Linked DNA regions of Homo sapiens: region 1 is linked to region 2. The links are chromatin loops, found by intact Hi-C in ENCODE. Cell type or tissue: heart left ventricle. All regions are shown on one strand. Each heading gives the region's core, and the rest is flanking DNA. Links, peaks and the distances in the headings are about the cores only. Region 1 has its middle 94 kb from the start of LINC02608. Region 2 overlaps LINC02608 (long intergenic non-protein coding RNA 2608).

Region 1 (15,158 bases), core at 3,708-11,707, 51 kb after region 2:
GATGGGGTTTCACCATGTTGGCCAGGATGGTCTCCATCTTCTTTTTTTTTTTTTTTTTTTTTTTGAGACGGAGTCTTGCTCTGTCACCCAGGCTGGAGTGCAGTGGTGTGATCTCGGCTCACTGCAAGCTCTGCCTCCTGGGTTCACGCCATTCTCCTGCCTCAGCCTCCCAAGTAGCTGGGACTACAGGTGCCCGCCACCACGCCCGGCTAATTTTTTTTTTTGTATTTTTACTAGAGACGGGGTTTCACCGTGTTAGCCAGGATGGTCTTGATCTCCTGACCTCGTGATCCGCCCGCCTCGGCCTTCCAGTGCTAGGATTACAGGCATGAGCCACTGCGCCCGGCCGATGGTCTCCATCTTCTGACTTTATGATCCAGCTGCCTTGGCCTCCCAAAGTGCTGGGATTACAGGCATGAGCCATGGTGCCCGGCTCTTTTTTTTTTTTTTTTTTTGAGAGACAGAATCTCTCTCTGTTTCCCAGGCTGGAGTGCAGTGGCACGATCTCAGCTCACTGCAACCTCCACCTCTCGGATTCAGGCAATTCCCCTGTCTCAGCCTCCTAAGTAGCTAGGATTACAGGTGCTTGCCACCACACCCAGCTACTTTTTGTATTTTTAGTAGAGACAGGGTTTCACCATATTGGTCAGGCTGGTCTCAAACTCTTAACCTCACATAATCCATCCACTTCTGCCTCCCAAAGTGCTGAGATTACAGGCGTGAGCTACCAAGCCCAGCATAATTTTTGTATTTTTAATAGAGACAGGGTTTCACCATGTTGACCAGGCTGGTCTTGAACTCCTGACCTCAGGGGATCCATCCACCTTGGCCTCCCAAGGTGCTGGGATTACAGGCGTGAGCCACTGTGCTCAGTCTGATGTTTTTCTTGTGTGACTGAGATCATGGGTTTTTTTAACAAGAAGATCACAGAGATAAGGTACTATTTTCATCACATCATTCAAGGGTATATACTGTCAACACAATTTATCACTGTTGATTTTGACCTTAACCACCTCCACTGTAAAGTTACTCCATCTCCTGCTTTTCATACTGTATTCTTTGGAAGGAAGGCGGTACAGTTGACCCTACAACAATGCAGGTTGGGGCGCCGGGTGTGGTGGCTCACGCCTGTAATCCCAGCACTTTGGGAGACCGGGGTGGGTGGATCACCTGAGGTCAGGAGTTTGAGACCAGCCTGACCAACATGGAGAAACCCCGTCTTTACTAAAAATACAAAATTAGCCTGGCATGGTGGCACATGCTTGTAATCCCAGCTACTCCGGAAGGCTGAGGCAGGAGAATCGCTTGAACCTGGGAGGCGGAGCTTGCAGTGAGCCGAGGTCGTGCCATTGTACTCCAGCCTGGGCAACAAGAGAGAAACTCTGTCTCAAAAAAAAAAAAAAAAAAAAAAAAAAAAACAATGCAGGTTGGAACTGCACAGGTCCACTTATACGCAGATTTTTTTTATAAATACAGTCAGCCCTCTGTATCCGCAGGTTCCACATTCACAACCAAATGTGGATGGAAAATACAGTATTGGAGAAATTTGAAACCAGCAGATAGGGAGGGCTGACTTTGTGTATGGCTGAGTTCGTCAGGGCCCACTTTGGGACTTGCGTATGTGTGGATTTTGATATCTGTGGATCTGTGGGTATATTAGGCCATTCTTGTGTTGCTATGAATAAATACCAGAGAGTGGGTAGTTTTTGAAGAAAAGAGGTTTAATTAGCTCACAGTTCTGCAGGTTGTACAGTCATGGCACTGACATTCCTCATCTTCTGGAGAGGCCTTAGGGGCTTTTACTCATGAGAGGCGAAGCAGAAGCAGGGGAATCACATGGTGAAAGGTGGAGCAAGAGAGAGAGTTGGGGTGAGCTGGGGAGGTGCCACACATTTTTAAATGACCAGATCTCATGAGAACTCACTATCACAAAGACAGCACACAAAGACAGCACCAAGCCATGAGGGATCCACCCTCATGATCCAGACACTTCCCACCAGGCCCCACCTCCAGCATTGAGGATTATAATTCAACATGAAATTTGGGCAGAAAAAAAAATCCAAACCATATCATTCTGCCCCAGCCTCTCCCAAGTGTCACCTCCTCACATTGCAAAATATAATCATGCCTTCCCAACAGTCCCCCAAATCTTAACTCATTCCAGCATTAACTCAGAAGACCCAAGTAAGTTCAAAGTGTCGTCTAGAGATGAGTTCCTTCACTTATGAGCCTATAAAATCAAACAATTATTTACTCCCATGATACAATGGGGGTATAGGCATTGGGTAAACATTCTTATTCCAAAAGGGAGAAATCAGCCAAAAGAAAAGGGCTACAGGCCCCTTTCAAAACCCAATAGTTCAAAACCCAGCAGGGTAGTCATTAAAAGTTAAAGCTCCAAAATAATCTCCTTTGAATCCATGTCCCACACCCAGGGCACAGTGGCACAAGGGGTGGGCTCTGAAGGCCTTGAGCAGCTCTGCCTCTGTGGCTTTGTAGGGTTCAGCCCCATGGCTGCTCCCATGGGTTGGAGTTGAATGTCTGTAGCTTTTCCAGGTGCAGGGTGAAAGCTGCCAGTGGATTTACTATTCTGGGGTCTTAAGGATGGTAGCTGCCTTCTCACAGCTCCACTAGGCAGTGCCCAGTGGGAACTCTGCTGGGGGCCTCCAACCCCACATTTCCCCTCTGCACTGCCCTAGTAGAGGTTCTCTGTGAGGGCCCTGCCCCCATAAGCAGGCTTCTGTCTTGACAGCCAGGCTTTTCCATACATTCTCTGAAATTTAGGTGGAGGCTGCCAAGAATCCACCACTCTTGCACTCTGCATCTGCAGGCTTAGCACTACATGGAAGCTGCCAACGTTTAGGGCTTGTATTCTCCAGAGCAGCAGCCCAAGCTATACCTGGGCTCCTTTGAGCCACGGCAGGAGCTGGAGTGGCCAGAATGTGGAGAGTGGTGTCCCAAGGCCATGCAGGGCAGTGGGGCCCTGGGCCCTGTCCATGAAACCATTCTTCCTTCCTAGGCCTCTGGACCTGTAATGGGAGGGGCTGCTACAAAGGTCTCTGAAATTCCTTCAAGGCCTTTCCCCCCATTGTTTTGGACATGATCAATTTGCTCTGTTTTATTTATGCAAATATCTCTAGCAAGTGGTTGCTCCATAGTCTGTTTGAAATCCTCTCCCAAAAAAGTTTTTTCTTTATCTGCCACATAGCCAGGCTGCAAAATTTCCAAACTTTTGTGCTCTGCTTCCCTTTTAAATATAAGTTCCAACTTTAAGTCATTCCTTTGCTCCCACATCTGAGCATAGGTTGTTAGAAGAAGCCAGGCTATATCTCAAACACTTGGCTGCTTAGAAGTTTCTTCCATCAGGTATTCTAGCTCATCACCCTCAACTTCAAACTTCCATGGATCTCTAGGGCATGGACATGATACAGCCAAATTCTTTGCTAAAGCATAACAAGGGTGATCTTTTCTCCAGTTCCCAGTAAGTTCCTCATCTCCAAATGAGACCTCATCAGCATGGCCTTTGTCCATACCACTGTCAGCATTTTGGTCACAACCATTTAACAAGTCTCTAAGAAGTTCCAAACTTTCCCTAATCTTCTTATCTTTTTCTGAGCCCTCCAGTGTCTTCTATTCTCTGCCTGTTACTCAGTTCCAAAGCTGCTTCCACATTTTCAGGTATCTTTAAAGCAATGCCCCACTTCTGGTACCAGTTTTTTGTACTACACCATTCTTGCATTGCTATAAAGAAATACCTGAGACTGGGTAATTTATAAGAAAAGAAGTTTAATTGGCTCATGGTTCTGTAAGCTGTATAGGAAGCATAGCACCAACATCTGCTTCTGGAGAGGCCTCAGAAAGCTTTTACTCATGGCAAAAAGTGAAGTAGGAGCAGGCACATCACATGGCCAGAGCAGGAACAACAGAGAGCGGGTGTGGGGAGAGGTGCCACACACTTTAAAATCACCAGATCTTGTGAGAACTCACTCACTATTGCAAAGATAGCACTAAGCCACGAGGGATCCACCCCATGACCCAAACACCTCCTACTAGGACCCACCTCCAGCACTGGGGATTACAATTCAACATGAGATTTGGGCAGGGATAAATATCCAAACTATATCAGTGAGGGTCCTCAGATAAGTCCCTCTAAGATATCAGAGGATGGAATGACTGTATATACAGCCACACTTAAGAAGCAGGGATTTATGCTCCCCATCCTTTGGGGTGGAGTAACTATATACATTATTTGAAATTCTTCTGCATGGGAGATTTGTCTGTTATCCTCCATTTACTTATTCACTAGATCTTTTGGTCTTACATAGATTTTATTCTTTAGAGCAGTTTTAGATTCACAGTAAAACTGAGCAAAAAGTACAGTTAGCCAAAAAAAAAAAAACCCAACTGAAAGATGGGCAAGGGGCCTGAATAGACATTTCTCAAAAGAAGACATACAAATGGCCAGCAGGTTTATGAAAAGATGCTCAATATCACTATCAGAGAAATGCAAATCAAAACCACAATGAGATATTACCTCATATCTGTTAGAATGGTTATTATAAAGAAGACAAAAGATAACAAGTGTTGGTAAGGATGTGGAGAAAAAGGAACGCTGGACACTGTTGGTGGGAATGAAAATTGGTATAGCCATTATGGAAAACAGTACGGAGGTTTCTCAAAAAATTAAAAATAGTACTACCATATGATCCAGCAATCCAATTTCTGGGTATATATCCAAAGGAAATGAAATCAGTGTCTCAAAAAGATATCTGCACTTTCATGTTCATTGCAGCATTATTCACAATAGCTAAGATATGGAAACAGCCTAAAGTGTTTGTAGATGGATGACTGGAAAAGGAAAATGTGTGTGGGGGGGGGCAGGGGTGTGTATTCCATTGTGTGTGTATACACAATGTATGCAATATAATGGAATATTTTTGAGCCTGCCATTTACCACAACATGGATAAACCTGAAGGACATGATGCTAAGTGAAATAAGTCAGATACAGAAATACAAATATTGCATGACTTCACTTATATATGGAACCTAACAAAGTTGAATGCATAAAGGCAGAGTAGAATGATAGTTGCTAGGGGCTGGGGGGTTGGGGGAAAATGGGGAGATGTTGGCCAAAGGGTAGGAAGTTTCGGTTATGCAAGATGATATGTTTTAGAAATCTATTGCATAGCATGCTGACTGTAGTTAAAAATACTGTATTGTATATTTGAAATTTGCTAAGAAAGTGCATCTTAAGTGGTTCTCAACACACAAAAGGTAGCTATGTGAGATACGCATATGTTGATTAGCTTGATTGTGGTAGTCATTTCACAGTGTATAGGTATCTCAAAACATCACATTGTACACAATAAATACATACAATTTTTGTCAAGTGTACTTCAGTTAAGCTGGGAAAAAAAATACACAGTTTTCATACACTTCTATCCTCTCTTGGGCAGCATACAGCATTCTCCACTGTCAACATCCCACTCCCAAGTAATATACTGACACTATACCACTACACTGACACCATCATTACCACCCAAAGTTCATAGTTTATGTTTATTCTTGGTATTGTACACTCTGTGGGTTTGGACAAATGTGTAATGACATACATTCACCATTATGGGATCATATGGAATAGTTTTACTGCCCTAAAAATCCTCTGTGCTCCCACCTAAACATCGTTTTCTCTCCCTTCCCCCCTGACAATGACTGATGTTTTTAGAGCCTCCATAGTTTTGCCTTTTCCATCATGTCATATAGTTGAGATCATATGGTATATAATATTTTAAGATTTGCTCTTTCACTTAGCAATATGCATTCAGGTTCTTTCATGTCTGTTCATGGCTTGATAGCTCATTTCGTTTCATCACTGAATAATATTTCATTGTCTGGACATGCCACAGTTTATCCATTCACCTACTGAAGATGTCTTGATTACTTTCAAATTTGGGCAATTATGAATAAAACTGCTGTAGACATACTTGTGCAAATTTTTGTGTACACATAAGTTATCAGTTCATTTGGATACATACCCAGGGTTTTAGTTGCTGAATTGTATGGTAAAAGTATGTTTAAAGTTTAAGAAACCTCCAAACTGTCTTCCAAAGTAGCTGTACCATTTTCCATTTCCACCAGTAATGAATGTGATTTCCTATTACTCCACATCCTTGCAAGCATTTGGTGTTGTCATTGTTTTGAATTTTGGCCATTCTAATAGGTACATAGTGGTGTCTCGTTGTTTGAATTTGCAATTCCCTAATGATGTATGATGTTGAATATCTTTTCATATCCTTATTTGCCATCTGTATATCTTTTTTTGATGAGGTGTCTATTCAGGTCTTTTGCTTATTTTTAATAGAGTTGTCTTTTATTGCTGTTTTAAGAGTTATTTAATATTTTGGATAACGGTCCTTTATCAGATGTCTCTTTTCAAATATTTTCTTCTAGTCAATGGCTTATATTCTCATTCTTTTGACAACGTCTTTTGCAGAGCAGAAGTTTTAATTTTATTGAAGTCTAGCTTATCAATTATTTATTTCATGGGTTGTGCCCTTGATGTTATACCTAAAATGTCATCTATATTTTTCTCTTATGTTATCTCCCAGGAGTTTTATAGTTTCAGGTTTTACATTTAGGTCTATGATCCATTTTGAATTAATTTTTGGGAAGAGTATAAAGTCTGTGTCTAGATTTTTTTTTCCACACATGGACATCCAGTAGTTCCACTTAACATTTTTTTTTTACATATATGTTTAAATAGATTTTAGAAGAAAAATTTTGGCAATATTCTAGTAAACTCTTTTGGCACCAAGATGACTGCTGAGCAGTTTGGGAAATGTTGAACTCCTAAATAAAGACCCTCCACGGCTTGGTACTGCCCACCTCTGAAGCCTTGGCCCTCAGCACTCCCTCTACACATTCAGTCCTCCAGCCAGCCTGAGCTACAGGCTGTCCTTCCCAACCTTTTTCCTATTGAAATGGCCACTTTTTTTTTTTTTTGAGACAGAGTTTCGCTCTTGTTGCCCAGGCTGGAGTGCAGTGGCACAATCTTGGCTCACCACAACCTCCGCCTCCCGGGTTCAAGCAATTCTCCTGCCTCAGCCTCCCGAGTAGCTGGGATTACAGGCATGCACCACCATGCCTAGCTAATTTTGTATTTTTAGTAGAGACGGGGTTTCTCCAGGTTGGTCAGGCTGGTCTCAAACTCCCGATTTCAGGGGATCCACCCACCTTGGCCTTCCAAAGGGCTGGGATTACAGGCATGAGCCACTGCACCTGGTCGAAATGGCCACTTTCTAAAAACCCCTTCTCATCCAGCTTTCGCTGTGGAAACTTCCCTGCTGAGGTACTCTCTGACTCCTCTGGGCTAACACGTATTCTACTTACACCTCTGTCGTAGCACTTGTCAAATTGCATAATGATTGGTTCTTGATTTGTTTTTGCTCTCCCTTCTAGAATCCACATTTTCCTTTGTAACACCCCTTTTCAAGTTATGAAGTATATGTTCTTCTTTTTATTACACATTGGATAGGTGGGCTGTAGACAAACCCATCTGTCTTCCAAAGTCCTACTCTGCCTAGGAACCCGTCAATGTGAGGATGATCATTTGGATCTTCTTAGATTTGTGTACTTTGGCTACAACTAAAACATTTGGGAGGTGCAGGAAAGAGCAGAAATGGCGTGACATGTACCATACGTCTAGATATTTCAAAGTTATGAATCAAGAGAATAAACTTTTCTAAAAATATAATTCTGCAATTTAAAACTTCTAATTTAAAAGTAAACTTTAATATTGAAAATGCAAACTTGGGGAGGGCAGAAAGATCACACACAGGGCTGCCACTTCACACTTGGAGGGTTGCACAGCAGCCGGGCAAAGGCTCTCCTCACTTCTCAGATGGTGCTGCGGCTGGCGGGAGGCGCGGGCCAGGGGGAGGGGCTTTTCACTTCCCCGATGGTGGGGCGATCAGGCAGAGGCGCTCCTCACTTCCCAGACAGTGGGGCGGCCAGGCAGAGGCGCTCCTCGCTTCCCAGACAGTGGGGCGGCCAGGCAGAGGCGCTCCTCGCTTCCCAGACAATGGAGCGGCCAGGCAGAGACACTCCTCACTTCCCAGACATTGTGGCGACCAAGGAGAGTCGCTCCTCACTTCCCAGACAGGTTGGCGACCGGGCAGAGGAGCTCCTCACTTTCCAGACAGCTGGGCTCCAGGCAGAGGCGCTCCACACTTCCCAGATGGTGGGGCGGCTGGGCAGAGGTGCTCCTCACTTGAGAATAAACTGTTAAATAAAATGTGTTTTATTATCCTAGCTTGATAAATATACCTTTATTATTTATTTATTATTTTTTTTTGAGATGGAGTGTCACTCTGTCACCCAGGCTGGAGTACAGTGGTGCCATCTCGGCTCTCTGCAACCTCCGCCTCCTGGGTTCAAGCGATTCTCCTGCCTCAGCCTCTCAAGTAGCTGGAACGACAGGCAGACACAACCATGCCCAGCTAATTTTTGTACTTTTAATGGAAACGGGGTTTCACAATGTTGGCCAGGCTGTTCTTGAAGTCCTGACTTCAGGTGGTCTGCCCACCTTGGCTTCCCAGAGTGATAGGATTACAGGTGTGAACCAACGCACCCAGCCAACAAATATACTTTTAGAATGACCTGGAAGAACAATTTCAAATGTAGATTCTTGAATTACTTGGAGTCCTGCCCTGAAATGTGGTGGCACAGGACACGATGACTTCCTTCCTCTGCTTCCTTTCCTGCTTCTGGCTCTGTCCAAGGGACCTCATATGCAAGCCTGTGGATACTCCAGAATGTGGTCCAACCTCTGTCCACATGTCCTGCCAACAGCTGCCCCGAGGCCACCTCTCAGGCCCAGAGATCTCATGGTGGCAATGAGGCCATCCCTGAGGGGATGGGCCACAAAAACTCTGGGGGCAGGGTCAGAGAGGGCCAATGTCCAGAGTATTCTGGTGTCCCAGCTACCTGGAGCATGATCTAGAAGGGAAGGGGTGCTGGATGGCCACGTCTCCTTGGCCCTGAGGACCGTGCCTGCAGTGAGGAGAGACACAGCTGGAGGAAGCACAGTTCTCTGACTTTAATGCACATGTGAATCACCTGGGATCTTATTAAGTAGGTATGGGGTAGGGCCTGATATTCTGCATTTCTCCCAAGCTTCCAGGTGCTGTTGATGCTGCTGGTACAAGGGCCACACTTTGAATAATTAAGGTCTAAAGCAAAGGCCCAAGGCAGGGGTCCTTTTTACCTTGGCAGAGCAATACCATTAGCAAAAAAGGATGTGTTTGATAATTTAATTACTCCCATGGATAAAGTACCAATAGAACTTAGTACGCACTTAAAGTTACACAAAAACAATATATGTGCAACACAAATTTGAATGTAACACCAATGCCTACATGGAGAATTCTTTAGCACAACCAGGTGAGTCTCACAGCCTTTGGCCCTATAAGTTATCATGTTCTTCCCCTTCTTGCACCCTCTGACCCCTTCCTGTATGTGGTTCACCCTGCATGACTCACTGAGCAGGTACTGACATTTCTAGTAGTCTTCTTTTTTCCTTCTGCAGATCCTTACAAACGCATTTCTTACTTTTTTTTTTTTTGAGACGAAGTCTCACTCTGTTGCCTCAGCTGGCGTGCAGTGGCATGATCTCAGCTCACTGGAACCTCCACCTCCCATGTTCAAGCAATTCTCCATCCTCAGCCTCCAGAGTAGCTGGGATTATAGGTGTGCGCCACCATGCCCAGCTAATTTTTGCATTTTTCGTAGAGACAGAGTTCCACCATGTTGGCCAGGCTGGTCTCGAACTCCTGACCTCAGATGATCTGCCCGACTCGGCCTCCCAAAGTGCTGGGCCTATAGGTGTGAGTCACTGCGCCCGGCCGCATTTCTTATACTTATTCATCATTTACTATGCTCTTTTCTCTCATATGCTTCACCGTACTCACAGCACGTTAGTCCCGGCACTTTCCGCAACAGACTTGTTACTTTTCCAGGCCCTTTTGCCCTCAGCCCTGAAGCCCACTGGGCCCGGCTGGTGCTGGTGCTGCTTCTCTGGCAGCTGCTGCCTCCTGTCTCTGAGCTCCCTGATACTGGAAAGAACCCTCCCAAGGCTTCCTTCTGGCATGTGGAGGCATCTTCAGCCAATTCCATGTGGCAAGTGAATCTATTTATACCTTTTGGAAACCTCATCATTTGGGCAGGAAGTGACCAACTTCCTGGCAAAGAACTCCCAAGAACATCTTCCCAAAGGGAAAAGAGAGAAAACATATCTCTGACGTACATGTATGGTTTCCTCACTTTTAACTGGTCCTGCCCCAGCCCAGCGGTGCGCCTCCAGGCTGAAGAGCCTCTGCTAGGGACAGAAGCCCACCCTGGCTCAAGGACTTAGATGCAGCAGGTGTTTAGTCAGCCTTGATTGAATTGAGTTGAATTTCTTGTGGCTGGAAAACTGTTTCCTATTTATTTTCTTCTCCTGCCAATCCTTTCACAGGGCACTGTCAAATATTGGCCAATGCGGCTGGGTGCAGTGGCTCACACCTGTAATTCCAACACTTTGGAAGGCCGAGATGGGCAGATCACAAGGTCAGGAGATCGAGACCATCCTGGCTAACACGGTTAAACCCTGTCTCTACTAAAAATACTAAAGATCACCTTTTGAGGGCCGGGAGCAGTGGCTCACGCCTGTAATCTTAGCACTTTGGGAGGCTGAGGCGGGTAGATCATCTGAGGTCAGGAGTTTGAGACCAGCCTGGCCAACACGGTGAAACCCCGTCTCCCCATCTCTACTAAAAATACAAAAATTAGCTGGGCATGGTGGCAGGCCACCTGTAATCCCAGCTACCTGGGAGGTTGAAGCAGGAGAATCACTTGAACCCGGGAGGCGGAGGTTGCAGTGAGCTGAGATTGTGCCACTGCACTCCAGCCTGGGTGACAAGAGTGGGACTTCATCTCAAAAAAAAAAAATCACTTTTTGCTACAACTGAGGATTCAGTGTATGTCAGAATACTCACTGCTGACTCAAGGGGTTCACATTATGGGTACAGAGAGCGACGTAAACTTTCTTCTAGATAGAGGAGGAAATAATATGACATGGAGCCAGCACCCACCACCCCCACCCTAAACAAATCAACAAAAAAACTCCTGTGTTGACTGGAACACATGAGAACTTTGTCTCTAGAGTATGTAAGAGATGGCTTTAGGGGTCTATAAACAGGCCGTTTCTAGATGGTGATGTATTATAGAAGGACCGAAAACTGGTGCTGCCTCTATGAGTGCTGTAAATGCTGTGAGAACTTAATATTTTGGCAATGACTGCAGGTGAAATTACTGCTTACTTTGGTATCATTTTCAGTTTTACAATACATATTTTTTCAAATCTGCTACACCAAATTCTAATAGTCAAAGATGTGCCTCCAACACGAAAAGAAAAAAAAAAGATTAAGAACCACCACACTACTACCTTACAGGACTCAGCAGGACTAGCCCCAGGGACGAAACTGAAACAGGAGAGTTGGTCTCCAGAGAATACTTCCTTCTTCCTGCTACGACCTTCTTGCCTACTGTTGCTGGCTTCATCTCAACAATGCAGAAAGCTTACTGTTCAACCATTCTTTCTCCCAGGGTTAACGGTTTCAAGGTACAGTCCTGCTAATGTTAATGTGATTGGCCCTCCCTCACATTTAATGTTAATGTGATTGGCCCTCCCTCACATTTAATGTTAATGTGATTGGCCCTCCCTCACATTCACTGTACATTTTCATGATGGTTCTCTGGTGCTTGTTGGGGTAGACACTGACAGGTGAGGAAACCTTTGTGTGGGAAGCACTTCTGCACAGTTAAGGCCTCGGGACCCTCCTATTTTATCCTGGCGGGCTGGCTTTTTTCTCTATGCAAGTGGTGCTCACTACTGCTATTGGTCTGATGGACTGACCCGTTGACTGAATTTCTGGGTGACAAACGAAGGTCCAAGGTTGATTTTTTATTTTATTTTGAGACAGAGTCTCACTCTGTCACCCAGACTAGAGTAGCACAATCTCGGTTCACTGCAACCTCTGCCTCCTGGGCCCAAGCAATCCTCCTACCTCAGCCTTTCCAGTAGCTGGGACCACAGGTGTGTGCCACCATGCCTTCATTTTTTTTTTTTTTTTTAAATAAAGGCAAGGTCTCACTATGTTGCTGAGGCTGGTCTCAAACTCCTGGGCTCAAGCGATCCTCTTGCCTCAGCCTCCTAAAGTGCTGAGATTACAGGTGTGAGACACTGTGCCTGGCCAGTTTTCTTTATATTTACTCTGCTTGGAGATTATTGAGCTTCTTGTATGCGTGAGTTTATGGTTTTCATCAATTTGGGGAAATTTTCAGCCATTATTTTTTCAAAAAAAATTTCTTATTCCCCTCTTCTGGGACTTAAATTCCATGTTAAACTGCTTAATATTGTCTCTCAGGTAACTGAAGCTCACTCTCTTTACCTCTCTCTCTTTATTTTTTGTTTCTTTAGTTGTTTTTCTCTAGACAGTTTCTATTGCTATGTTTTCAATTTATTGATCTTTTCTTTTGCATCGTCCAATTTGTTCTTAATCCCATGCAGTATACTTTCCATTTCAAATGTATTTTTCATCTCTAGGAGTTTCGTTTGGATCTTTTTTGTATCTTCAGTTTATCCTTTCATTGTGTTCATGTTTTCTATCTATTTTTATTTTCTTTTTTGAGACAGAGTCTCTATCGCTCAGGCTGGAGTGCAGTGGTGGTGTCTCAGCTCACTGCAACCTCCGCCTCCGGGGTTCAAGCAATTCTCATGCCTCGGCCTTCCAAGTAGCTGGGATTACAGGTGCATGCCACCACGCCCAGCTAATTTTTGTATTTTTAATAGAGTCGGGACTTCACTGTATTGGCCAGTCTGGTCCCGAACTCCTGGCTTCAAGTGATCCACCCGCCTCTGCCTCCTGACCTCAAGTGATCCACCCGCCTCTGCCTCCTGACCTCAAGTGATCCACCCGCCTCTGCCTCCCGACCTCAAGTGATCCACCCGCCTCTGCCTCCTGACCTCAAGTGATCCACCCGCCTCTGCCTCCCAAAGTGCTGGGATTACAGTCGTGAGCCACCACACCTGGCTCAGGTTTTCTATCTTCCTCAGCATGTGAAGCATGCTTATAGTAGTTGTTTTTAAGGTTCTTATCTGCTAATTTCATCATCTCTGCCACTTCTGGGTCTGTTTTTACTGACTGACTTTTCTCCTAGTTATGGGTACTATTTTCCTATTGTGATGCATGCTTGGCAAGCTTCGACTGGTCGCTGGATATTGTGAATTTTACCTTGTTGGATACTAGATTTTGTTGTAATCCTTTAAATAATGCTCTACTTTGTTCAGTTAAGTTACTTAGATTTAATCTGATCCCTTCAAGGCTTGCTTTTAAGCTTTGTTAGGGTGGGTCCAGAGCAACAGGTAGTCTAGGGCTTATTTAGCCCCACCACCATGACCATACCCTTCTGTGGACTCTACTTAATGCTCTGTGTGTGATGAGGTCTTTCCACTCTGCCTAATGGGAACTGAATTCCGTGACCTTCAGGAATTTGGGGTGTTCTTGCTTTCTTTCTTTCTTTCTTTTTTTTTTCTGAGACGGAGTCACTGTCGCCCAGGCTGGAGTCAGTGGCGCGATCTCGGCGCACTACAACCTCCGCCTCCCAGGTTCAAGCGATTCTCCTGCCTCAGCCTCCTGAGTAGCTGGGACTACAGGCGCATGGCAACACGCCTGGCTAATTTTTGTATTTTTAGTAGAGACGAGGTTTCACCATATCGGCCAGGCTTGTCTCAAACTCCTGATCTCGTGATCTGCCCACTTCGCCTCCCAAAGTGCTGGGATTACAGGTGTGAGCCACCGCGCCCGGCCCGATGTCCTTGCTTTCTATTGCATGTATGTTTGTTTTACGCAGTTTCATGTTGTTTTCTCTCCTACATGCACAGATCAGTACCCAGTCAAATTATCAACCTGCAGATCTCTGGAGCTCTCTTGCAGGGCAGGTTCCTCCTCCCTGATATGTTGCCTCTCAAATTCTCGCCATCTCAGCATTCCTAAACTTCAGTCTCTCAACTCAGTGAGAGCACGAGGCTGTGCTTGGGTTCCTCTTCCCCACACTGCAGCCAGGAAACTGCCTGTAGCCAGTTAAACTGAAGCAATCATAGGACTGACCTTGGTTTTCCCCTCCCTTCTTTCAGGGACACAATCCTGTGCTAACTAACCAAATCCTGAAACTGTTGTGTCGTATAGTTTGTTCAGATTTTTAGTAGTTTCAGGTAAGAAAGTGAATCCCTGGCTGGGTGCTGTGGTTCACGCCTGTAATCCCAATACTTTGGGAGGCCAAGGCGGGTGGATCACCTGAGGTCAGGAGTTTGAGACCAGCCTGGCCAACATGGTGAAACCTCGTCTCTACTAAAAATACAAAAAATTAGCTGGGCGTGGTGGTGAGCACCTGTAATCCCAGTTACTAGGGAGGCTGAGGCGGGAGAATTGCTTGAACCTAGGAGGCAGAGGTTGCAGTGAGCCGAGATGGAGCCATCGTACTCCAGCCTGGGCAACAAGAGAGAAACTTCATCCATCTCAAAAAAAAAAAAAAAAAGTAAATCCCTGGAGTCTATTATTTCATCGTGGCGAGGAACAGAAGTTCTCTCAACACAGATCTAATTATGTAACACATGACATTTTACATCATGATCTTTTCACTTAAGTGTAGATTTTGGTTATTTTTCCATTGTATTACACAGTTGTAGTAGACATTATTTTAAACTATGTACTCATTCATTATCTTATTAAACAACTATCTACTGAGTGTCTTCTATGCTCCAGGCACTGGATAAAGCAGTAAAACAACAACAAGGACAAACCCAAATAAAAACAAAACAAAACAAAACAAAAACCCAGGTAAGCTCACACTGTCATGGAGCTTTTACTCTAGTAGCAGGAAGATGGGAAAAAGGTAAGTAAACAGATAAATGAGCAAACCTTACAGCGATAAGTGCTATAAGATAGGGTGAGTGGGCCGGGCGTGGTGGCCCACGCCTATCATCCCAGCACTTTGGGAGGCTGAGGCAGGTGGATCACGAGGCCAGGAGTTCGAGATCAGCCTGACCAACATGGTGAAA
Region 2 (15,158 bases), core at 3,136-11,135:
TGCCCACCACCACGCCTGGCTAATTTTTTGTATTTTTAGTAGAGACGGGGTTTCACCATGTTGGCCAGGCTGGTCTCAAACTCCTGACCTCAGGTGATCCACCCACCTCGGCCTCCCAAAGTGCTGGAATTACAGGCATGAGCCAAAGACCTTCCCTTACTCTTTACCTGCAGCTACACCACACACTTAAGATTTCCAATACCCTTGCACATGTTATTTGCTCAGCCTAAAGTGGCCTTTTCCCCTTCCTTCCCATCCTACCCAACCTTAACTCCCAACAAACAGCTCCTCCTTTTCCTTTGAGACACAGTTACAATGTTATCTCTACAATTTCCTCAGGTAGTATTAATGGATTCCCTTTTGTTCTCTTTGTAATTTGCCTAATTACTCTGAATTGCCATCATTTACTTACACATTTGTCTCCTTCAAAAGACTTTGAGCCTCAAGAAGATCTGTGTCTTGTATGGATTTTTATGGCCTAGTCCATGTCAGGTACTCAGTAAATGATGAAAGAATAACCCTTGCCCAGCTGTGCTGCCTACTGTCACCTGGTTTTATCAAGCAGTGGTCAAGAACAGAGTCCCCAGAGTCAGATGAGTCCAAATCCCAGTTCCATTCCCTTACTAGCTGTGTGGCCACCCACTTGAGACTAACCTTATCTACCCTCTCTCTGGCTTAGTCTTCTCATCTGTAAAACGGGGATAATGATAGTACCTACCTCATAAAGTGGCCATGAGAATTAAGTGAGGTTAATCTATATCAAGGGACAAGGGACCAGCACAGTACTTAGCACACAGCAAGCACTCACTCTCCATTCTTATTATTATTAGCTTAGAAAACAGCCTTCCAATATATTGATAACACTTATAGAAAATTACGTGTGTGTGTGTGTGTGTGTGTGTGTGTGTGTGTGTAGAAATACATGGGAAAGTGTCCACTAAAGTGATATTTTATGGTTTTTTAACTTACATTTTTCTTTACTGTTTGACTGTTTCACAATAAATATCAATTTTTATATGTACACTTAGCCACTTTAACTCCCAGAATACACCCATACATACACACAAACACTCCAATCCATAATATGCATATACAAACCCCACCAGCACACAGACACAACCACATAAACTCCCTCAGGAGGCAGAAACTCTGAGTTCAGATGTGACTCAAGCTCAGGGACATTGAAAACATGCCTACATAGTGGGAATGTTTAGACTTTAGGCCATCTCTGGCTCACAGCCAGTAGCGGGGAGCAGGCACTCCACCAGCTCTGGAATAAGAAAGTGGCATTCCTATCCATCCAAGCCTTCAAGTAAACACCCAACCTGGGTGTCTGGAGACAGACCCCCTTATGAAATGCAGGCCGTGGAGGAGAGACCCATCTATGCTGATTTCTCTCGCGGGGTGGAAGTGTGGAGGTGAGGAGCGGAGGGCTGGACCCGCCGCACAATACACAGAAGAATGCTGGGAAGTTAACTATCTCTCAGACCGTGCTGTTCAGAGGAAAAGGAACTGTCTAACTACTGTCAGAAAATGATTTATTTTTAGTCCCAAAAGCTTAGGAAATGCTAGAACTGGATGGTTGGAGCTAAATCCTACATTTTAATTGGAACTTCCTTTTTCTTTCACTGAAAAAGAAAACTTGTAATGACTTTTGAACTGGCCTTAGTGCTTAGACTACAATTTCACTATAGTTTTATATCAAATGTATTATCATAATTAGCCTACTCCATGTTAGAGTGTATTGTGACCAAGAAAAATCAGATGCCATAATGACTTCCAGAAATCAAATCTGCTTTTCTGTTGCCTCAGAAATGAGGCAAATCTTTGGACCCAGGTACCAACCCTGACATTTGGAGAAGAATCTGGGAAGATCCGTAGCAAACAGAACAGAACCCTATCCAGGGTTGAAGACTCTCATAGGGTGGGCACCAGTGCCAGGCCCCTGGTGTATACCCAGTTTGGAGTCAGGTAGGGAAATCACAGCATCAGGAAGAACCTATAGCTCCCCGACTCAAGGCAGCAAAGAAAGGGGGGAATCCCTTTGCTTAAAAAGACATGGTCTCAGGTTCTGTGTGGTGGCTCATGCCTATAATCCCAGCACTTTGGAGGCTGAATCGGGTGAATCACTTGAGGCCAGGAGTTCGAGACCAGCCTGGCCAATATGGTGAAACCCTGTCTCTACTAAAAATACAAAAAAATTAGTCAGGCGTGTGCCTGTTGTCCCAACTACTTGAGAGGCTGAGACAGGAGATTTGCTTGAACTCGGGAGCGGAGGTTGCAGTGAGCCGAGATCTCGCCACTGCACTCCATTGAAACAATTAGAAGAAAGAATCTAGCATTCTATCTTTGTATGTGGAGATCCTGTGTTGAAGTTTGCAGAAATATGTAACTGACCAGGGCTACCATGTACAGACACGGAGGTTGTACAGTATGTGATCTATACAACCCACCTTCCACACTTAGAATGTGTGCTGCACAACTTAGCACTGAATTCTATACTGTCTCATGTAACACAGATGATCCCAATCATCACCAGGCAAATGAGAAACAATTCAGGCAATAAATGAAGAGAAAGTAGCATTAACAACAAATATTTTACTAACTTGCAACTTCCTCTTGTGAATCAGGACCTCAGCTTTTCTTCTGCCACCTCAAATTTCCTAGTTCTTTCTTTTCTAAAATTGAGGTTTACGTATGTAATTACATATCATAAAATGTGCCATTTTAAGGTGTACAACTCAGCGGCTTTTAGTATTTCACAACTCTGTACAACCATCACCACTATCTAGTTCCAGAATATTTTCATCACTGAAAAAGATAACCCCCTACCCACAAAACAGTCACTTCCCATTAATTCCCATCTCCTCCCAGCCCCTGGCAACCATTAATTTGCTTTCTGTCTCCATGGCTTTGCCTGTTCTGGACATTTCATATAAATGGAACCAAACAGTATATGGCCTTTTATGACTGGCTTCTTGCCTTAGCATGTTGTCAAGGTGCATCTATGTGGTTGTATGTATCAGTGCTTCATTCATTCTCCCAGTTATTTCTGGGCATCCCAGATGATGGTTCTCATGCACTCAGGCCTAAGTCTGCTCATGCACATCTGCCCCCAAGAAACCACCTGGAAGAAAGGCCTCGAAGCTGCTCCCTCTGCCTACTTTAAGGATGTCATTTTCCCACATGGGTTCCATCTCCTGGTATTTTTCAAACTGGGAACCCTGAGGTGTCAAGTGATATTCAGTTACCATCAGTCCTCTCCCCTCTGCACTAGAGATACATTCTGTGCAGACCTGGGAACACTGTCTCTCCCTGCTTGAGTGCTGCCCATTTGCATTACTATTAAAAAAAAAACCTGGGGCTGGGTAATTTATAAAGAAAAGAAGTTTGATTGGCTCACACTTCTGCAGACAGTACAAGGAGCGTGGTGCTGGCATCTGCTTCTGGTGAGGGTCGCAGGAGGTTTACAATCATGGTCGAAGGTGGAGGGGGTGCAGGTGCCTCACATGGCAAGAGCAGGAGCAAGAGAGCGAGCCAGGGGAGGTTCCACACACTTTTGAACAACCAAATCTCATGAGAACTCTCTATTACTAGGACAACACCAAGCCATGAGGGATTCTCCCCGATGACCCAAAGACCTCCCACCAGGCCGCACCTCCAACACTGGGAATTACATCTCAACATAAGATTTGGAAGGGACATGCAAACTGTATCACCGGTCCTTAGGAAGGCACCATCTTCAGCTTTTAATTACGTCTCCTTCTGGTGTCTGAAGACAGGCCTGCTCTTCCACTCCCCCATCTCTCTCACTCACTCTGATCCTAGAGACTTGGGTTGGGAGGGAGCCCAAGACAAAACAAACTCTCTGTCTTCAGCTAGGTTCCCTCAGAAGCACATCTTAAGACAAGAATTGGTGTGGACGTGATTTTTTTTAGGATGTGTTCCCAGGAAAAAACAGTAGGGGTGTGAGAAGGTGGAATGAGGAATATGTGGAATCCAGAAAAAGATGTGGAATCCAGAAAAGGATATGGAATCAAGTGAAATCCCACAGAGGGTAACTTGAGCTCAGTCCCACAGGGCAGTGACAGTGTAAGTGAGACCTCAGAGTGGAGTGTTTACTCACTGCACCTGCCAGTCACTGGGTAAGGGCTGCTTTCCGGGTGTGTAAAGTCCAGACCCTTCAGCTCTCTGTGCCTTCATGCAAAGGGGGTCCTGGCAGCCTGAGAGCAGCCCTTTGACATAGAGATGCAAGTGCTGGCTGTTAGAAGTGAAAGCACACATTTCTGCTACACTGTTTCTCGAGGATTCTTTTTCCAACAAATATATCAGAACCTCCTACATCACAGTGCTGAGCACTTAGTATCTGTAATAGATAGATGGACAGAGAGAAAGAGAGAGAAGGAAAGAGAGAGCGAGGCTCCACTAGAGGCCTAAAAGTAAATTTTTACAGTCATAATTTTCTTTTGAATCATTTGAAAAAATAAGAGTACATTATATACATCTCTGGCTAACTCTTCCACTTACTGTACATACTTTGGCATGTGCAAAAGAAAATGAAACCAGTAGCTGCTAGATGGTTGATGTAAAGAAAGGAAACACAGGCCGGGCGTGGTGGCTCAGGCCTGCACTTTGGGAGGCCAAGGCGGGCAGATCACCTGAGGTCAGGAGCTCAAGACCAGCCTGGCCAACATGGTGAAACCCCGTCTCTACTAAAAATACAAAAATTAGCCAGGTGTGGTGGCACACGCCTGTAATCCTAGCTATTTGGGAGGCTGAGGCAGGAGAATCACTTGAACCTGGGAGGTGGAGGTTGCAGTGAGCTGAGATTGCACCATTGCACTCCAGCCTGGGCGACAAGAGCAAAACTTCGTTTCAAAAAAAAAAAGAAAGAAAGGAAGGAAACACAGACACTCAGGGAAATCTGTTTCATGAAGTTCCAGGTGACAAAGTTGATTGTCAACAAAGTGTCCAGTGTTTGATAAGCCAGGGATGCCTGATAATGTACTTCTCACCCTGGGTGTTGGAGGATCCCTCTCTGGTGTATGGAATGAATCTTATTTTCTTTCTTCTTTTTTTTTTTTTTTTTAGATGGAGTCTCTCTCTGTCACCCAGGCTGGAGTGCAGTGGCACGATCTCAGTTCACTGCAACCTCCACCTCCTGGGTTCAAGAGATTCTCCTGCTTCAGGAGAACCCAGGGAGCAGAGAACATAGCTCTGTAACTAACTTGGGAATGTTGTTGAGCTTCTTTGTTTTTCTCTTTCCTCAACTGTTTTGCCTCCCTCTCAAGGTTGATGTAAAGATGAAATCAACGGATATAAAAAGACTTTGAGAAACAAGGTATAATGTATTATTTTAAATGGTTTTTGGATTTTTACAAAGAAATATCAGTAATGGAGAGGAAAAGCTTAAAGAATGAGACTGAGAAGGTTCCCCTGAGTCCTCAGTGAAGTCTCAGTCTCAGTGGGAATTCACCATGACCCCAGATCTGGCCTGTGACTGTACATTCATTAACCTCACCATTAGCAGCTACTTTAGACCTTCCAGGCAACAGTTGGACTAATCACTAAAGGTCCATGAAGGGTCCTTGGCAGAACTAAGGTCAGGAGAGAAGGCAAAAGGGGAATACAAGATAGGCTGAGGGGGGGAAACAGATGAGAGAGAGAGAAGGCAGGGGTCTGGGGGAGGTGTGGGGGAGGTAAATGCATTAAGAAGTAAGGAGTAAAGAACAGAGAGGAAACAGAGGTGACCATGCTGGACAAGGGCAGACACCATTAGAAGCTCCTCCTGCGACATTCACAACCTGGGCTTCTACAGTAGAGGCCACATCAGCCACATACTCTTCACAGCCCTGTTCCCAACTCTCAACCTGCCTTTCCAAATCATTTAAGGGGAAAAGAGTGGGGAGGGTCTCCAAGAAAATCTGACCTTGACCCCCACAGCTCTCCAGCAGGTTTGGGCAGAAGGTGGCTAGAGAGCCCGGAAGCAGAGCCCTGATCTGGCCGGTAAACAGAAGGCCCTCAGTGAGCATGCCAGCCTGTAAGTTGTCCTTTTGTTTTGCAGGCTTTACCGAACACGGTTTTATTTCATGTGACTGTGCTATTTCAGGAGGAGTAAATATTGCCGGCGGTCTGTTTAAAAAGGCCAATGACCTGAAATGTTGTGGGGTTTTTTGTCTTTTCTTTTCCATTTGAATTATCTCCAAGAGGCAGGCTTGCCCAAGTATCGTGCAGTTTTAACTCACTGGCTTTTGGTTGTAACTTTCCCTTTTTGTCTCATGATATGCTGGACTGGAAAACAAGACAGCAAAGATATGAAGATAAAGAGGCGAAGAGCTGACCTAGGCTCCAGGAAAGAACGGGGAGATGTCCAGGGTGTAACCCGGAAGAGGGCAGGGAGTCATAGGCTCTCTGCTGCCTTCACTGTTTCCGGAGCTGGTGTTTGACCTATAATTATAGTCTCTTTCCTCTGATTTCCTCTGTGAAAATAGCAACATTCAGACTAAGCGCAGAGTAGAAAAAATGCGCTACATAAAGGATCAGGGATTTATAAATACGGCCAAAATTACAGGATTGTTACCCCCGTGGTTTAGTTCTCTGAAGAGAAGGTTGGGAAGAGACAGCACAGTTCTTCAAACTTGACTCAGGTCCTAAAATACCTAGGTCTGCCTCTTTGGGGGCCAAGTCAGGGAGAGATTCACTGCAATTATTTTTTCACTGGATGTCAAAACATTGTAAAAATGGATGACCCTGGCCAGGCACATCCACACTCTCAGGATTTTTATTTTCACTTCTTAAGAATTCTCACTCATCACCTAATTGTTCTGCCTCCTCATCAAACTTATTATCTCTAAGGAATAGCTAGGGGTGAAGGATATCCTCGTCTTAGCCCACTACCTCCCAATCTTCTAAGACCTGCTTTTCCCCTAGACAATGTGTTCATGTTGGAAACATCATGTTCTTAGATGACCCAGAACCTGGTCACAGCTGGAACACACATTGGCCCTCCCATTGGGATTTCTTAACTTAGAACAAGTGAAAGATCAGCTAAGTTCATCTCTGGTGATAGAAACTGTCCTATGGAAATATGGCCATGGAAATGGAGATAGCCTGTCTGCAGTAAAAGAGAAATGAAGCAACCATGAGTGAGAAACAGATGCACAGTAGAGACAAAGGCCGGCACAGTGAAGTCCCTGGTGCTTGTGGTTCCTGAGGCCCAGCTCCATGTTTTCCTGACCTTTTCTTAGTTTGGATACTCAACCTTTCTATGGATTCCATAAGCTAATATATTCCCTTTTTTGCTAAACTAGTTCAAGGGGAGTTTCTGATGTGTGTAGCCAAAAGTCTTAACTGACGCAATATAGTTAATGCCAAGGATTCTCCAGGAGAGTTGGCAAAGCAATATGATCAGTGCAGTATCTCAAAACTGGTTTCACAAAAGGGTTAAGAGCGATATTTATGGTATGCTGACTTTGAACAACTATCACTACCTACTTTTCAGAAAGATAAATGTTGGGAAGAGGAATGAACATATCCCAAGCAGCATTTATGACCCAACAGCTGAAGAAGAGGAGGGGACATGGAAAAACGCTTGTGGCCTGGCCTCTGCCTTCTTGTGGAATCACATATAAGATTTCTAGGTAGGAGATTTCTATAAGGGACTGCAAGAATTATTTTCCCAGCACCCATCACAATGTCGTAACTCTCAACATTGGATCTGCAATCAGTTAAAACCCATGTTTTCCTCTCAGTAGAATAGTGACTGAAGAAGAGTGACTGGTCAGCATGACAACTTTTCTACGCTTAAGAGTTGTTACCTCCACACGAAAAGATTACAGTCCTCTCTATGTGTCAACGAGGCAAATATAACAGCCTGTCATAGTGGTGTAGAAAATGCCCTGGACTGGGCCGGGTGCAGTGGCTCACGCCTGTAATCCCAGCACTTTGGAAGGCCGAGGTGGATGGATCACCAGAGGTCAGGAGTTCGAGACCATCCTGGCTAACACAGTGAAACCCCGTCTCTACTAAAAATACAAAAGATGAGCCAGGCGTGGTGTCACATGCCTGTAGTCCCAGCGACTCAGGAGGCTGAGGCAGGAGAATCACTTGCACCCAGGAGGCAGAGGTTGCAGTGAGCCAAGATCATGCCACTGCACTCCAGCCTGGGTGACAGAGTGAGACTCCGTCTCGAAACAAAAAAAAAAGAAAAGAAAAGAAAAGAAAATTCTCTGGACTGTGTCCAAGGACCTGGATTCCAACCAAAGTTTTGCTACCGAGCACTTATAGAACTAGCTAAGCCTCTCAGTCCAGTTTCCTCATCTGTTAAATAAGGAATTGGGCTAGATGATCCCTAAAATCTCTTCCAGCTCTCGTATGCCATGGCTCTAAGGTAAATTACTAGCCTAGAATCATTCTCCACAATGAATACTATCTGCTTTCCACCAAAAACAAGGGGGAAAAAGGGAGAAAGAACAAGAAATTCAGATATTTTGTTTTCTCATATTTAAGGTGAGATGATTCTTTTTATAAAATTAAGATTATTTCTAACATCATTAGATCTTCTAAAAATAACAGGTTTATTAAATAAGAAATGTATATTTACTGTAGAAAAATGTAAATACACATAAGCAAAAAGAACTTAAATAACCTAAAATCCTTCCTATCAGAGACAGCCTCCATTAATATGTTGATGTATAAATGAAAATGTTTTTCTATACACACATATACATTTTTTCCTTCTGAAAATAGGATCAGACTATTCATTCTGTTTTTCAAGTGGATCCTGACATTTAGCAACATACTGAAAAAAATCTTTCTATGTTAATAAGTATACTTATATAGCATTGATTTCAACAGTTATATGGTAATCTGTTGTTTAGGTACATCCCCTATGGCTGGATAGTTACATTTATTTTTCACTATTAACAGTCTTATAAATATACTATGTGCAAACATGTATGTTTTTTAAGGCTTCTGAGTGCACAGCCAGCAGCAATACAGCATAAGTAGGGAGGAAGGAGCTGTCACATCCTTCTTTATAGATGCATGCACTAGGCAAGCTCCTCCTAACAATCAGATGGTTACGGGGAACCATTTGATTCCCCTATGCCATGTGACTACCACCATCCTGGTCACAACTGATTGGATTAGCATCCTTTTCTCCCCTAAAAGCAACCATCTGGGAGTGGCCCAAAGCCTATGAGGGGGCAGGAGACCCCTTCCCTGAGAGGGATTCCTACCTTGGGTGGTGGGTGGACAAACTGAGCAGATTCTCCCTCAAGTTACTGAACACAACACACACAAGAGGCCTTTAGTCAGCAAGGGCAGGAGCAGGCAACAGTGGATTCCCCACAACGTCAGAGAGGAAGGAGTCCTATCCAGTGTGGTTCCCAGAGCCGCCCTCCCTGGCTCCGGCTAGTTTAACCTGGAGGGTGAAGGGACAGCCTCCAGAGCCAGAGAACCTGGCTTTGGATCCTGGTTCCATCACTTCTTACCTAGAGGATCTCTGGTTAGTCCCTTTGCCTGTCTGACCCTGAGTTTCCTCATCTGAAAATGAGGAGATTAACACCTACTACAAAAGGTCACTGTGAAAACTAAACAAAATAATATATTAAAAAGCCTTTAGAAGAATGCCTGGTATAGAATAGGTAGTATTATGCCTCTGCTGGGAAGGTTTGTTTTACCTAGAACCACAGGAGTTTAAGGAGTGCTATAGGTCACTGATACCTGCAAGGACAAACTGGTGACTTCGGATACCCTGTTATTATTAGTTTACTCTTTAAGTGTTTTCGTCTCCTCCACCAGCTTGGCGAACTCCTTGAGGACATGGGCTTTGTTTTCTGTTCCATTTTACCCTCCACTGTGCCTTCGCAGGGTAAGCTCCTAATCTGTGATTGATTCTGCTGATTAGTGAGATTGTCTTTTCCTTGTTGAGCCAGCACAGCCAGTTTGAACCAGTGTAGTGGGCAGCTGGCCCGGCAGCCTAGCTCTCCTCCCTCCATGACAGCCTTCCAGAAGTAACTCTCCCTGGAAGGCAGGCAGAGCACAGCAGCCCTCAGCAGCAAGTGGAAGCTTTGTGTTCAACGCAGAGCCAGCCAAACTCTTGGGACTGGAAGTTGTCACCTATTGCAGTTTGCAGGCTTGAAAAAACATCCCCATCGAAGCTAACCCAGAACCTCCTACAGCATGTGCCAGGGCTGACAAAATGTAGAGGTGCAAGTCTGTTTTAGGGACTGCTTCCTTCAGGAAAGCCTGCTTCCTGAGAAGGCCTGAAGGACACGCCGTGGCTTCCCTCTCTGGTGTGTCCTGAGGCTAGAACCCCAAATAAAGGGAATGAAGTCATGAGGTCAGTGAAAGTTGTTGGTCCTTCTCACCGATTCAGTCCCTCCTGAACTTGCCTGCTGGCCTACCTAGGCCACCAAACATGGGCCTTGAATGCCTAATTGCCCAGCAGCTACCAAGACACGGTTTCACATAAGCTGGAGAGAGGCTCAGCTAAACAGGACAACTAGAGAGGAAGGAGATCCTGAGTAGCAGCAGCAAGTTTGGAGCTAAAGGTGTCAGAGCACAGGGATTCAAACTTTTTTTTTTTTTTTTAACATTCCTCTGTGCCAGGTATTAGACTGGGTGTGTTGCATAATAATATGCATAATAATAATATTAAAAGCTAAAACATAGTACACACCATCTGCCAATTACTATGCCAAGCATTTTACACATATTAACTCATTTAATCATTACCAAAAACCATTGAAGTAGGTAGTATTATTATCTCTATTTTACAGATAAAAAAACTGAGGCACAGTAATTTGTTTAAGGTCTCACAGCTACTAAATGGCACACCTGGACATGCACATAATTCTACTGTTATAATTTGAAACTGTCCCCTTTGAAACTCATGTTGAAACTCACTCTCCAGTGAAACAGTATCAGGAGGTGGGGCCTTTCAGAGGTGACTGAGTCATGAGGGCTCTGCCCTCATGATTGGATTGACTAGTCCATTCCTGGGTTAATGGATAATAGGTTATCATTGTGTGAGTGGGTTAGTTATCACAAGAGTGTGTCTGTTATAAAAAGCCAGGTTGGTTCTCTCTCATGAGCCCCCTCACCATGTGATGTCCCAAGCTGCCTTGGGACTCTGCAGAGGGTCCCCATAAGAGGAAGGCCCCGACTAGATGGAATCCTTTGTCCCTGGACTTCTCAGCCTCCAGAACTGTAAGAAATAAATTCCTTTTTTCTGCCTCAGCCTCCCAAGTAGCTGGGACTACAAGCTCCTGCCACCACACCCGGCTAATTTTTTGTATTTTTAGTAGAGATGGGGTTTCACCATGTTAGCCAGGATGGTCTTGATCTCCTGACCTCGTGATCCGCCTACCTCGGCCTCCCAAAGTGCTGGGATTACAGGCGTGAGCCACTGCGCCCAGCCAAATAAATTCCTTTAAAAAAAAAAGTACCTAGTCTCAGGGATTTAGTTATTGCAACAGAAAGCAGACTAAGACACCTACTGGAAAGCTTTTCAATTAAAGTCTAATATGATCATCTACACATGTATACATTTAATTCTCATAGTAAGTCTATAAGCTACGTTAATGTGGTCTCATTTTACAGATGAGAAAACTGATGGTCAGAGAGGTTAAATATGTTCAAGTTCCATAAGTAACAAGTGGTGAATATCATGCCAGTCCTGTGTGGCTCCACCACACCCTGACACAAAAAGAAGACCTTGCAAAAGAACAGGAAAATGCTTAGTGGGCTTAGGAAAGGAGGCCACTGCAAAACCACAAAAATTGGGAATATGCTACCCTGCAGGAGGTAGCACCCAGGCACAGCAAAGGGTGGAGGCTCCGGAACCAATCTGATTACTTGCCCCACTGCAACTTTCCAATCACACCAATTAGCCAGATTGATTTAAATCTGATAGTGGCAGATTTCTAAACGCCTTTTACAAAGGTGAACCTGGCAATGCTTAAAAACTGGCTCTAAATGCAGCCAAATCTCAAATAGAAAAATCTCCAAGCTTTACACTCTCTGCTCACTTTCTAAGCCACCTATTTTTTTTTTCTTTTCTTCTCTCCTTCCCAGTTAGGATAATTAAGATCTTAGAATCATAGACCTGGAAGTTTAGAGATGATTTAGCGCCCCTCTGCTTGCTTTAAGGCTACTTACTGCAACAGTTACCTCCCTCTGTATGTTTAAACCTTTTCTCCCTGACAGAAGAAGGTTTGCCCTTGTAAATGGGATTGAGTGATCAGCTAGTGGCAGAGCTATTTTAAGGCACCTGCCTGGAATCTCACAATGGAGGGTGATGCAGAAGGCACCTCCTTAAAGATGGCTTTGTCTACCGACCCCCTACTACCACCACCACCCACCCAGGTCCTCATTGGGGAAGGCCAGAGGATCTACTCTGCCTTTTCCAAACCTAAAGGAGCTCTTGGAAGGGTCATCAGGAAGACAGAAAGAAATAGGACCTATTAAGGAACTAACATGCAAATAATGACAGTAAGATAAGATTGTGTTAACAGACTTGTAAGGAGTTTTATATGAGCACCCAAACCAAAAACTACCAGTGCCTGCAGGGATCCAGAAACCTCACCAAGGAGGATGCCCAGGGAAGGAACTGAGGCCTAGGGAAGCTGCAGGCCTGGGAGGTTACATGGTTTCTCCACTGAAGGCAGGCAGCGCTGGTTTTGCAACCTGACTTTCCCCTTGCTAGCGTGGGACTACAACCAGTGACACACCCTGGCATTCCCAGCCTTTATTTTCATTGTGCAGCTGTCTGATTGGGTGGGTCCCTACACTAAAATGGAAAAGATAACGACTACAAAATTGAATTACACCGTAGACAGATTCTTTATTACCACCACCAAGCACTCACTGATTACCCAGCTCCTTTTAGATTGAGCGAGTTTGACCAATGGAGTGGAGGCATATACTAAGCTCAGCATCTCTGGGTCCCTCCCCACTGTAGCTAAGTTCCCAGCCATGGTACTGTTGAGGCCCTAAGTTCCCAGGGTGAAGATCTGACTATGACACCAACAGGCAAATCAGGACAACAATCATCTTAGTCCCACACCAGTTTCTCAACAGAAGCTAACAACTTACATTGATTAAATGTCGGCTAAGCATCAGGCACTCTGATGAGTGCTATATATACATTGTATATATACAATGAATCAGGTACATTATTATGTCTATTTCTTTTTTTTCGTTCTTTCTTTCTTTTTTTTTTTTTTTTTTTTTGAGACAGAGTTTTGCTCTTGTTGCCCAAGCTGGAGTACAATGGCTCAATCTCGGCTCACTGCAACCTCTGCCTCCCGGGTTCAAGCAAGTCTCCTGCCTCAGCCTCCCAAGTAGCTGGGATTAACAGGTGCGTGCCACCACATCTGGCTAATTTTTGTATTTTTCGTAGAGACAGGGTTTCACCATGTTGGCCAGGCTAGTCTCGAACTCCTGAGCTCAGGTGATCCACCTGCCTTGGCCTCCCAAAGTGCTGAGATTACAGGCGTGAGCCACCGCTCCTGGCCTATTATGCCTATTTCACAAATGAGGAAATTTTAAGAGATTAGGTCACTTGCCCAAGGTTGGCCCACTGAACCATGAACTCCAGGAGACTAAGGACTGCTTTATTTCTGATGCCTCCCTCACACCCAGAACGGTGCTAGACACAGGGAAGATGTTCAATTAAAAAAAATTCCTAAATGGATGAATGAACAAGTACTAAATGCTGAAGCAAAGAGGAATGTGTTCTCCAGAAAGAGAATGAGAAATATAAATGGACAAGCAGAGAGGAAGATATTCCGTAGGCTAACTAGAAGAGCTGTAATAATCTACAGCTCTTTTAACCTTCCCTTTATCCTTGTAGCTTTCCCATTGAGTGTTTTCAATGGGAAATGTCTAACTGCTCTGTGGGTGTACACCACGGCCAGTTGCTAATTTTGGAACACTTGTGAATCCTGGGCCCAGAGTCATGACCAATACTGGTGAGTCATACTCCCCATACAGAGCTCCCTACACACTGCCTGTCAGAAAAAAAAAAAAAAAAAAAAAAAGCAAAACAGAAGTTGCCATCTCATCCTTTGCTCTAGTTGCCTCATTTTACCTTCTGAAATGATGGAGGAAGTTCTGCTGAGGATGGGGTCAGGGTAACAGCAGACTTCTGAATAACTCTGCACCCCCAGAAACCTGCAAAGGACACAGGCCCTCTTGGTGGTCTCCTCCTGGATGCCTTGCTTTCTCCTGGAAGAGTCCTCCCTTCCACCCCGGATATCACTGTGAACCTGTAAGTGGCAGTACCTTCTTTCTAGTAGGCAATGTCTACTGTGCCATCCTAGGCAGGTATAATACATAAAATAACCTGTCACCTGGGACCATTAGCTTCTTTAACAAAGGACAAATTTCATTCCATACTGGAGAGAAAGGTTTTAAAATACAAGTGTCCTGGAGAGAGGAAACATGTTGACTTAAAGTCACACAAACGTGCAAAGACCTGACAGCAGTCCTTTCTGGGGCAGAAAGAAAGCAGAGAGCTCAGGGGGATAGAACCCTCGAACACGGACTATTGGGTACTTCAGATCCAACCTGTGGACTCTCATTCAGGTTGGGGGTTATTAATTTTTTTTTTTTTTGAGACGGAGTCTGGCTCCGTGATCTCAGCTCACTGCAAGCTCCGCCTCCCGGGTTCATGCCATTCTCCTGCCTCAGCCTCCCGAGTAGCTGGGACTACAGGCACCCGTCAACATGCCTGTCTAATTTTTTTGTATTTTTTAGTACAGATGGGGTTTCACTGTGTTAGCCAGGATGGTCTTGATCTCCTGACCTCGTGATCTGCCCGCCTCGGTCTCCCAAAGTGCTGCGATTACAGGCGTGAGCCACTGTGCCCAGGCCTATTGGGGGTTATGCAGGTTCCTTTGCTTGGCCATGGTAGATGGCTAAGTCTTTGCTTCCAAGTTCTTTTGACCATGAGACATGTAGAGCCAGGGAGGAAAGAGAAAATCCAAACCAGGTCACTGTTACCTGTGAATAACATCTTGATCGAGTTCTGAGAAGAGGAGTGATGATACTAAAGGTTAAGTGGAGGTTTTCACTCCTCTTCAGATTTTGACTTTTATAACTTTGCCATTCCTTTACTGTAGAGAACTGAGAAAGAATAGTATATGGGC

Evidence for each region. Hi-C counts contacts between places; a loop is a spot of excess contacts. Peaks named below come from ENCODE experiments on the same cell type or tissue, not always from the same donor. Only the 100,000 strongest peaks of a DNase experiment are listed, where the experiment ranks them.
Region 1: a loop joins it to region 2, with 3 times the contacts of the local background. A loop is called at or near these places in 4 of 110 quality-filtered maps.

The regions. Positions count from the first base shown.
Region 1 is chr1:212,183,164-212,198,321 of GRCh38, reverse strand. No RefSeq gene overlaps it. Among named protein-coding and RNA genes, the nearest start is that of LINC02608, 94 kb to the left of the region's middle. RefSeq lists enhancers at 11,311-11,370, 11,421-11,470, 11,421-11,715. In heart left ventricle, for the core only: no CTCF peak of the experiment used is centred there; DNase peaks (open chromatin) are centred at 8,174 and 10,035; H3K27ac peaks cover 1,239 bases.
Region 2 is chr1:212,233,623-212,248,780 of GRCh38, reverse strand. It overlaps LINC02608 (long intergenic non-protein coding RNA 2608), which reads left to right. Exons shown (of 4, transcript NR_125984.1): 2 at 9,805-9,874. Among named protein-coding and RNA genes, the nearest start is that of LINC02608, 44 kb to the left of the region's middle. In heart left ventricle, for the core only: no CTCF peak of the experiment used is centred there; no DNase peak of the experiment used is centred there; H3K27ac peaks cover 1,629 bases.